Linked DNA regions of Homo sapiens: region 1 is linked to region 2. Evidence: chromatin contacts called from ENCODE Hi-C or POLR2A ChIA-PET data. All regions are on one chromosome and are shown on one strand. The core of a region is the stretch at or near the end of the contact, and the rest is flanking DNA. Distances in the headings are between cores, read along the strand shown. Region 1 holds the start of YBX2 (Y-box binding protein 2). Region 2 overlaps DLG4 (discs large MAGUK scaffold protein 4).

The links. A loop is a pair of places that touch in the nucleus more often than their neighbours do. ChIA-PET counts read pairs that join two places held with the same protein, here RNA polymerase II (POLR2A). Pooled maps may share reads with other maps.
Region 1: a pooled map shows a loop between it and region 2 (2.3-fold over the local background). The contact joins the promoter of YBX2 here to the enhancer-like site in region 2. A Hi-C loop is called at or near these places in 4 of 168 maps with a recorded cell type or tissue (B cell, CD8-positive, alpha-beta T cell, breast epithelium and 1 more), 1 of 37 single-sample maps with no recorded cell type and 10 of 50 pooled maps. POLR2A ChIA-PET finds 5 or more read pairs at or near these places in 5 of 52 experiments (H1, PC-9, Panc1 and 2 more).

Annotation. Positions count from the first base shown.
Region 1 is chr17:7,292,052-7,297,302 of GRCh38, forward strand. It overlaps YBX2 (Y-box binding protein 2), which reads right to left and starts at 2,588. Exons shown (of 9, transcript NM_015982.4): 1 at 2,179-2,588; 2 at 1,424-1,487; 3 at 1-8. The coding sequence starts at 2,449. It overlaps LOC124903912 (a long non-coding RNA gene), which reads right to left and starts at 4,845. Exons shown (of 2, transcript XR_007065602.1): 1 at 4,751-4,845; 2 at 4,027-4,603. RefSeq lists silencers at 1,940-2,115, 2,533-2,652, 2,683-2,852, 4,391-4,550 and an enhancer at 4,771-4,820.
Region 2 is chr17:7,188,046-7,192,980 of GRCh38, forward strand. It overlaps DLG4 (discs large MAGUK scaffold protein 4), which reads right to left. Exons shown (of 20, transcript NM_001321075.3): 17 at 4,900-4,935; 18 at 3,848-3,957; 19 at 3,222-3,313; 20 at 1-2,769. The coding sequence ends at 2,663. Among named protein-coding and RNA genes, the nearest start is that of ASGR1, 11 kb to the left of the region's middle. Within about 2 kb of position 3,611, at least 2 of the 41 ENCODE cell types and tissues checked have a DNase peak (open chromatin) inside an H3K27ac peak, as active enhancers do.

The sequences.
Region 1 (5,251 bases), core at 1,338-3,837, 100 kb after region 2:
TGTCATTCCTGCAGAACAGGATGGGTCGTTAAGGAAGGGACTTCAACAAAGCCCTCAGCTCCTCACTGAGGTCCCCCTAGATGCCCAGTCTAAGCTCAGTGGGCCCATCCTCTCCAGCATTCCAGTTAGGGGTGGACATGGCCTGGGGAATGGGAGGGAGAGCCAGCAGGGCCCCCAGAAGCTGGTGTAAAGAGAGATACACCTAAAACCTCAGTGCCAAACCTGGACTTCACAAGGAAAGGGCAGGCTGGGGAGGCAAAGGCACCTTGAGGAACCTCAGACAGCTCTGCCCCTGCCGGGACTCCACCTTCCACCCCAGGCTAGCCTTACAACCTGCCAGCGCTGGGTGCAACTGTCCCTGGCCAACACCCCCTCCCCCAACCCCCATCAGGGTTGGAAAATTCCAGTCTTCTTCCTTCTATAGTCAAGGAGGCAGAAAGTGCAGATGGGGCCAGAGGGGCAGAACAAGTTTGAGAAGGGAACAATGTGTCAGGAACTTGCTCTAAACAGCTGCCAAACTTTATTCTCATCCTCAGCCTGGAGGTGAATCCCAGAGTCAGGACCACTCTCAACACGCGTGGGACCAAGGGTGAGAGAGAAGAAAACATTCACCCATTCTCTATCATAAGAACCCCAGTGGGTGGGGGGAGGGGAGAAAGGAAAAGTTTTCCTGGAGGCACTCTGCCCCCGACCCAGTCTGCCATTTCCAGAATTAGACAGGGACCCTTCCCCAGAACAAACGTTTTAGCTTTAAAGCACTTGGATCTGCACAAAGGTCAGCCTGCTAAGAGGGAACTAGGGCCTCCCAGGAGAGCCAGGCCGGGCAGGATGCCTGGGCTGGGGAAGGGCCCACTGGGGGAGACCTGGCTCTGCTCAGAATCCACTGCCACAGCCTCTCCCGGTGCTGAGGGGTGGGGCTGCCTACTGAAGGAAAGCAGCAGCCTCTGGCTCCTTCCTCCTGACCCCCACTGTCAGCCTCAGTCCCAACAGGTGGAGGGCTCGAATGAGCCACAGCTCTTTAAGGGAGTTGAGTTGTGAGTGCTGCCATAACAGGAAATCAGTTGAGGATTCCAGCCGGGGGCCCTGAGGCACAGAGAACCCTATAATACATTCTGCCCCAAAGGCATGTCAGAGTAAAAGTAATGAAGCAATTCCAGAAGGTGAGATGAGAAGCTGGCAGGGTCAGAGCCAGGTTTGCCAAGTTCCTGAATCATTAATCCTCCGCTACCCTTGAAGATGCGGAGGAGGCTTCCTCTTGTCACGAAGCACACATTTGTGCTGCGGTTAAAGGCTTTCAACCAGCATCAGCTGGACATTGCAACCATGTGCCTCCGCAGGGGTCGATGAGGTTGGGCGGGTGTCCAGTCCCACAGGCCAGCTGGGAAGACACCCATTCCACCCCCGCCCTGGGTTCCTTGGATACCTGTTGATGAATCCGTAACCATTCCGGACGTTGAACCATTTGACAGTGCCCAGGACTTGGATTGCTGCCAGGCAGAGATGCAGTGGGGACAGTGAGATGGGGGGAAGAGATGGAGTTGAACTCAGTTTTGAGACACTCCAAAACAAAAAAAAATCTAGCCTACTGCCTTATTACCTATTCAGGTTACCTTCAAGCCAACCAGGTTTCACTAGTAGCTTCAAGGTATTCCTACCCTAGTCCACCAAATGAAATCACCCACACAGGGACTCAGGCTTTCAAAAAGCCTTCCAACTCTAAGTCACGTTCCCCACATCCTACAAATCCAGCCCCTTCACCTAGAACTGGGTACTCACCTGGTCTGCAAAGTGCCGCCCCCAGGTCATAACTGAGGGTTTTTCTAGCCCTCCCAATGCAAGGGTCCCCAGTGCACCTGCTTGCCAGGCTCAGAGGTTTGCCTAGTTCTAACCCAGTCAACTAGGCACTGTGTCCCGCCCGGGGGCGTGGCCGGACCCTGGGGCTTTATTCTCCACCCCAAGACCTTAGCTGAACCTGCCGGCCCCGCCCTCTCTCCCAGGAAGGTACGGCAGGATTTCCCACCAGGGGAATCCACTTTGGTGCGCAGCTCCCAGCCCAGTTAGCGCTCTGGGCCTGCGGGCCAGGCCGCCTTTGGTTTTCCGGATCCTGCCGGGCTCCACACTGCCCCTCCCCCAGCCCGCCGACCCCTCAGAGCCGCCCTGTGCGCGCCTGCCCCTCACCCAGCACCGGCTTGTCCGCCTGACTCCGGGCCGGGGGGGCGGGGGTTCCCGAGACCGCCGTCGCCGGATTGCCAGGGGTGCGGGAGCCCGGCGCCGAGGGGGTCCCAGCAGCGGGGCCCGAGGCGGCTCCGCCCCCGCCGCCCGCCCCGCCGCCTTTCTGCGGCTCCCCTGCGGGCACCGGTACCACCACCGCTACCACCCCTGCCGCCGTCGCGGGCACCGTCGCCGCGGGGACCGCTGTAGCCCCCGCTGCCGCCTCCACCTCGCTCATCCCGCCGGGTCCAGTACCGGCCACAGCCGCCACCGCCCCGGCCCCTCCCCCCGGCTCGCGAACCCACCGCCCTGCTCGGTCCTCGCGCCCCGAGCCTCGCCCACACGCCGGCAGCGGGCCCGGAGCCGAGGCCAATGGCAGCCCGCTGCCGCCGCTCGCGCAGACCCCGCCTCCCGACCACGGGCCAATCCCAGCCCAGCAGCACCCCCGGACCGCACGCCGACCCCGCCTCCCGGACTTCGCACCGCGGCCCCGGCCCCCGCCAGCCGCCCAGTAAGTACACCTGGGCCCCGCCCCCTGGCCGCCACGTGACGGCCCCCGGCCCAACCCATTGGCCGGCGGCCCCTTTCCCCTCCCCCCTCCGCCCCTTTCCACCGGCCGCGGGAAATCAAACGGGCCGGTCGCGCCCCAACCGCCACCTGGCCTCTGCGGGAAGGGCGGGGCCGGGGCCGCAGTGCCAAGGTTGCCCCTAACGACCTGAGCGAGGGGCGGGAATCTGCAGCCTCGGTTCTGGCAGTGAGTAGCACCGCTCGCCTCCACCCTCGAGACCGACCTTGCCCGTATGCTGCCAGGTGCAGACGCCTTCCGGCCACCACCGCCCTTGGCACCCTCTCCCCACAGGACGGCCCTGCACACCCTGGGGCTGCGGGATCCAACCGCAGGATAGGCTGGAAAGCGCAGCAGAATGGTTTTCCCGGCTCACACTTGCTCCCATGAGCCAGGACCCCCTACTTTTCTTTTTTCTTTCTTTTTCTTTTCTTTTCTTTTTTTTTTTTTTTTTGAGACAGGGTCTCGCCCTGTCGCCCAGACTAGAGTGCAGTGGCGCGATCTCGGCTCGCTACAACCTCCGCCTCCCTGGTTCAAGCGATTCTCCTGCCTTGAGCCACCTCAAGGTGGCTCCCGGCCTGCCCCTACCTATGTTTGTATTGGAAACAAGGTTTACAAGTAGTACAATGCGCAATTCTTCTTCGCTGAGTTTGTTTGTTTGTTTGTTTTGACACAAGGTCTCCCTCTGTCGCCCGGGCTGGAGCGCAGTGCGCGATCTGGGCTCACTGCAGCCTCTGCCTCCCGGGTTCAAGCGATTCTCCCTCCTCAGCCTCCTGAGTACCTGGAATTACAGGCTTGCGCCACCACAACCTGGCTAATTTCTGTATTTTTAGTAGAGATGGGGTTTCACCATATTGGCCAGGCTGGTCTCGAACTCCTGACCTCTGGTGATCCGCCCGCCTCAGCCTCCCAAAGTGTTGGGATGACAGGGTAAGCCACCGTGCCCGGCCTTCGCTGAGTTTTGATCAATGTGTCCACCCATGTGGCCCATACCGACCGCTGCAGCTCTGATGTCTACCGCCCTAGACTGGCTTTGGGGTCTCTCACGTCTGTATGCCGGGGGCTGTGGTCTCCGGCCAGGCGTCAAGCTCCAGCGGACTCGAGGCCTTTTGCACATGCGGTTTCCTCTGCCGAAAACGCGCCTTCGTGTCTCCAGGTGGCTCTCTCCAAGCAGCAGCTTACGTGCCACTCTTCGCCATCACACCATTCCTTATTTTTCTAATGGCATTTTTGAAAATATGACATGATCCTGACCATTTGCTTATTTTATTTCCCTGCACACAGTGGGCTGTAAACTCCACAGCAGTAAGAGCCTTGTAGTTAAGCTGGACGCCTGCAGCAGTGCCTGGTACAACGTACACGTTCAATATTTATCGAATACATGAACGGCCCCCATTCCACAGATGAGAGGACTGAGGGGCAGTGCGAGGCTTGTACCAGGTTTCTCGGGAGCCTGGGAAGATTAAGAAAATGGGCCGGGCGCGGTGGCTCACGCCTGTAATCCCAGAAAAACGAGGCTCCAGCAGTATCTCCTCCCTAGGGCCGCCTCCCCCACCAGGGAGGACGCGGGTGCGCGTTGTATTTTTAGCCAGGGCAGCGCGCCCCGGGGCAGCACACGTGCCCCCAGGCGCTGCTGGGCAAGCCCCACGTGCGCTTCCCAAGGGCTGGCGTCCTCCGCGTCTCCTTCGCCGCCAGCTGCCCGCAGCAGCCGCAGTCGCCTCTCCCGGTCCCGGCGCGCCCTCTGCCGGCCGCTCCCGGAGGCCGCCGGATTCCGCTTCCTCGCTGACCCTCCACTTGCTATCTATCGCCCGCCGCACCCCTCCGGCCCTTTCAGAGTTGAAGATTCGGATTTCCGGGGCATCGGGCACAGTGGACAGAAAAAGAGAAGAGACAAGAAAACAACTAAGTAGCAAGACGAGGCCGTGAAGCATACAAGAATGACCACTGGCCTTAGACTGTTAAGGACCGACTTACCCGTGCCTAGCCCTGAGCTCAAGAAATTGGAGAAGCCTAAGACCAAGACTGGGGAAGGCAGGCAAGAAACCTCACAGTGTGACCGCTGCAGCAAAAGAATCACATGGAAGGCGGAGCTCAGGAGTGGGCCCGTTAGCTACAGGCTGGAGGGTGAGAAGAGAGGACCTAGGAAGGGAAGCTGAACCTTTTTGTAGTAAGATTAAGAAAATGGCCAGATGTGGTGGCTCACACCTGTAATCCCAGCATTTTGGGAGGCTGAGGTGGGTGGATCACCTGAGGTCAGGAGTTCGGGACCAGCCTGGCTAACATGGTGAAACCCCATTTCTACTAAAAATACAAAAAATTAGCCGGGCGTGGTGGCGTGTACCTGTAATCCCAGCTGCCTGGGAGGCTGAAGCAGGAGAATCGCTTGAACCCAGAAGGCTGAGGCTGCAGTGAGCCAAGATCATGCCATTGCACTCCAGTTTGGGCAACAGGAGCGAAACTCCGCCTCAAAAAAAA
Region 2 (4,935 bases), core at 2,361-4,860:
GGCAACAAAAGTGAAACTCGACCTCAAAAAAAAAAAAAAAAAAATCCTCTGAAGCAGTGCTTCTCCACCCAGTGAGACATCAAAATCACCCGGGAGCTTTCCAGAAATGCAGACCCCTGGTCCCTATCCCCAGGATCCTGATGGACTCGGTCCTGCATAGAAAATCCTGCAGGGCAATACGTGGCTACTGGTTGAAGTGACACCCCTTCAGCAATCTCTGCCTCTATTCTTGGACTACTTTAGGCTTGGACGGCCATGCCATCCACAGAATCACTACCCCTGGGTTGGTCTTTTGCATGAAACTCTCAACTTTAGTCAGGAGTGGCTACAAAAAATGCCCTTTTGCACTGTTTGGGATTTAACCACCATAACTCTTAGGGCCCTCTGCCTCAGCCTTACCCACTGGAGCACCTGAGAATCAGAGAAAGGAATAGTACCCCAGCAGGTGCCCCCAAAGGTTCATCTGTGCCAAACACATGAAGAAGGCAGAAGGCTGAGAGTCACCATTCTACATAGCAGGATCTCAGGAGCTTCAGTTAGGACTTAGGGCCAGGAAAATATGACTCCCTAAAAGAACTAAAATTATTTCTCCCTTATAATAAAGAAGTAGGTAATTGACAATTTCCTTTTTTGCCATGGCTATCAGGAAGCTCAGAGATCACATTTACCCTCACAGTTCATATACATTTCTCCAGTTTTCATCTTTGGCATTTAGATTCTTATTTTCCTACCCTCATTATTTACAAAGCTGCCTCAGATCTTTCCCATAGAGATAGGACATAAAGGCTGGGCGTAGTGGCTCATGCCTGTAATCTTAACACTGTGGGAGGCCAAGCTGGGCGGATCACCTGAGGTCAGGAGTTCGAGACCAGCCTGGCCAACAAAGCAAAACCCCATCTCTACTAAAAATACAAAAATTAGCCAGGAGTGGTGGCAGGCGCCTGTAATCCCAGCTATTCGAGAGGCTGAGGCAGGAGAACCGTGTGAACCCAGCAGGCAGAGGTTGCAGTGAGCCAAGATCGCACCACAGCACTCCAGCCTGAGCGAAAGAGCGAAACTCTGTCTCAAAAAAAAAAAAAAAAGGGTGGGGGGGGCGCATAAAGAAACCTAGCGTATATTCACACAGCAGTTCTTATCAGCAGAACTCTGTAAAGATCATTTCCAGGCCAGGCGCGGTGGCTCACGCCTGTAATCCCAGCACTTTGGGAGGCTGAGGCGGGTGGATAACAAGGTCAGGAGTTCAAGACCAGCCTGACCAACATGGTGAAACCCCATCTCTACTAAAAATACAAAATTAGCCAGGCATGGTGGCAGTAATCTGTAATCCCAGCTACTCAGGGGGCTGAGGCAGGAGAATCACTTGAACCAGGGTGGCAGAGATCACAGTGAGCCGAGATCGAGCCACTGCACTCCAGCCTGTGCGACAGAGCAAGACTCTGTCTCAAAAAAAAAAACAAAAAAACAAAAAAAATCATTTCCAGATCCTAGCTCTGTCCACAACTCCATGAACATGAATGAACGAAGTTTCCTCTCTATTTTCCTTTAAGGACTGTTGTGCTTCCCAACAGGACTGAGACAGCCCGGCAGGGATCAGAGCTGGACTAAGTCTGCAGGGCCCCAGACAAGTTCCAGCCTCCCCTTTCTGGCCTGTCATGACTTTGGACAGAGCTCCAGACCTTCCCAGGCTCAGTCTTCACCAACTCGGGTTCCTTGATTTGCCAGTTACCTCCCTGGCCCATTTTCCAGGCCACTAACCTCTCTGGCTTGGAGTGAAGAAGGATCTGACTCTGCTGCGCCCATCTCCCTCCACACCCAGGTCCCAAATAACCAGGCCACACACCAAGTTTCAAGTATCTGTCTCTTCCTTTCACTCTCTCAAAAGAAAAAAATAAATAAATTGCAGAAGGCGGCAGCATTTCCAGTCTTCCCTGGCTCCCGGACACCCGACCCCCGACCCCTGCCCCCCACCCTCCCTCCCGCATTTCCCACTCCCTAGACCCATCCCTCCCTTTTCCCCAAAAAAATTCCCAGGAAAAAAAAAAAAAAAAGCCACATTTAGACCTTCCACTCATGCAAACCGGCAAAGAAAAATGGTGGGGGCATGTGGAAGGCAGGGGCCCGCTGCGGAGTCCCCTGCTTCTCCCCCCAAAAAACCACCTTTGAGAAGAAAAAAAGTGGAAAAAATAAATGAGAAATCAAGGAACATGGGGAATTACGATGAGGGCAGGGGTGACCCCAGACCCTGCCTTAGGAGAGAGCGGAGGCCTGTGGCCCTGCATCCCTGCAGCGGGTGCTCCTCGAGGGGGCCCTGACTTCTGGAATGTGTGTGGGAGAGGATGGGGGAGGGCAGGTGGCCCCCGGTGGGTCTGTGTGTGCATTGGGGGCAGGTGGGGGCGGGGATCCTAAGGAGCAAGGGCTCGGAACAAGGAGCCCAGCTCCCCCCCAGACCCCAGGTTCCTGGCGTTCAGGAGCCCAGTTCTGGGGTGCGGGGATACATGCAGAGGAGTGTCCCCCCTCCAACAGGCTGGATCCAGTTAGAAAGGAAATAAATAAGAAGGGGTGGGAGGGAGGCCGGGGGGAGCCAAGGGCTTGGGCAATTCAGTCCAGACCAAGGGCCCAGGTGATGGAGGCAGGGCGAGTCCAGGCCAAGCCAGGGCAGGAATCAGAGTCTCTCTCGGGCTGGAACCCAGATGTAGGGGCCTGAGAGGTCCTCGATGACACGCTTCACCTTGTGGTAGATCTCCTCAAAGCTGTCACCCTCCACGATGGCTGGGAGTGGGGTGGAGCAGGGAGTGAGGCCAAGGAAGGGCCAGAGGACACCTGGCCAAGGGGGTTGCACCAGCCCAGAGGAAGGGGCACCTCTTTCCAACTCTCCAAGCCATAAGTCCTGGGGCTGCACCCGCCCACAGGGGCACCTCTTTTTTTTTTTTTTTTTTTTTTTTGAGATTGAGTTTTGCTCTTAGCGCCAGGCTGGAGTGCAGTGGTGCGATCTCGGCTCACTGCAACCTCTGCCTCCCAGGTTCAAGCGATTCTCCTGCCTCGGCCTACCGAGTAGCTGGGATTACAGGTGCCCGCCAGTGCTGGGATTACAGGCGTGAGCCACCATGCCGCGCCCACAGGGGCACCTCTTTCTAAGCCATCCACTGGGGGTGGCGGGGGAGCTCTTTCTAATCCGAGCAAGGGCACCCTACATGCTGGCAACAGCCTTGCTGTGGCCTCACCTGAGAAGCACTCTGTGAACTCCTGCTCCAGCTTGGTGGCTCTGTCGAAGGCTTTGCGGGCTTGCTCCTCTGTGATCCGCTTGTTAATCTCTCTGTGAAGAGGGAGGGAGAGCAGGCCTGAGACTGGACCCACCTGACCCTGCCTTTTATCTCCTCTATCCAGGAATGTTAAGTATTCTTCTATTTGGAGCACATAGCAAAAAAAAAAATACAATTCCCAATATCCTCTGGGGCCACAGATGAGAACCACCCCCCACCCCCCTGCCACCCGCAACCGCCCCAGCCAGGTGTGGCTACTCCAGGGACATCTACGGAGCTTCATCCTTCCAGCCTTCAGCCCCAGAGATGGGATTCGGACTCCAATTCCCAACAGCCCTAGAGGCCCTGACTCGCCCCAGCTGGTATGCCCCAGGGGCTGCTGGGAAATGTAGTCCTGTCTAGCCAAGGCAGGAGAGGAGGGGAAAGACCCGATTCCCCCACATCCTCTGGGTTCCAGGGATCCCCCTCAGGGGCTGCTGAAACCGCTGTCCAGGGTTCTGAAGGGAGAGTTGAACGCAGACGCCTTGTGAGGCCCAGGGCCACAGGTGTTGGGGGAGCAAAGGGGAGGCCCCCAGGACCATACTCACAGCACATTCTCCAGGGAGCGGGGGCGGATGAAGATGGCGATGGGGTGCAGGTGGGCCGCCTGCAGCCGCCGCACGGCATTGGCCGAGACATCGAGGATGCAGTGCTTCCCCTGGGGGCAGGCAGGGTGGGCGGAGGGGGGCCAGCGGGTGGCGAGAAAGGACAGAGAGCAGTGCCGGAGGGACACGGACGGGGAGAGGTGGGGAATGGGAAGTTGGCCGAAGGGGAGTGACATGGATGTCAAGAAACACGGGGGCAGAGAGTCAGGCAGGAAGCGGGTATGGACAGAGTAAAAGACAGAGGGAAAGGAAAGGGAAGATGGAGAGCACGGGAGAGGGCAGGGACAGGACAGAATGGAGGAAGGGAGGAGCACCAGGCAGGCAGGGACCCAAGAGATGGTGGCAGAGCCGGGGCAGCAGCGAGTGGGGCGGGGTGTGCAAGGCAGAGGTGACACAGGCGGGAAGGAAAGCCAAGAAAAAGGAGAAAGGAAGTAGGATAGAGGGAGGAGGGAGGGGAGGACGGACAGAGGACAGACAGATGGAAGGAACAAGGAGACAGATGGGAGGGAGTGAGGCAGATGGAGAAAGGAACCGTGGAGGGAGGGAGGGAGGGCAGGGTGAGGAGCAGCGGGGAAAGGAAAGGAGTTAGCAGAGGAGTGGGAGAGGGGAGCCGGGCCCCAGAAAAGGGTGAGGCAGGGGAGAGGGCCAGCGGGGAGTCAGGAAAAAGGGAGGGACCCAGTGGGGAAGGCCAAGCCACCAAAGACAAGGCCATGGGAAGAGAGGAGAAATGGGGCAAGGAGAAGGGAGTGGGGAGAGAAAGAGGCCAGATGGTGGTGGGGAATTTGGGGTCAGGAAGTGAGGGAGGTGGGAGAGAGAGCAGGGGCAGAGAGCAGGCAGTCAGACAGAGTTGCCCAAGAGGAGAAGGAGGTGGAGGAGCGGAGTGGAGACCCAGCAGGGAAAGAGACAGAGAGAGAGAGAGTTAGAGAAAGCTGGAGGGAGGCAGTGGGGTGGGGAGAGGGGAGAAGGAAGAGGACCGGGTGCCCGCCAGGTCCTACCTGCTCTGCCACCTCTCGCACGGACTGGACGCTGGT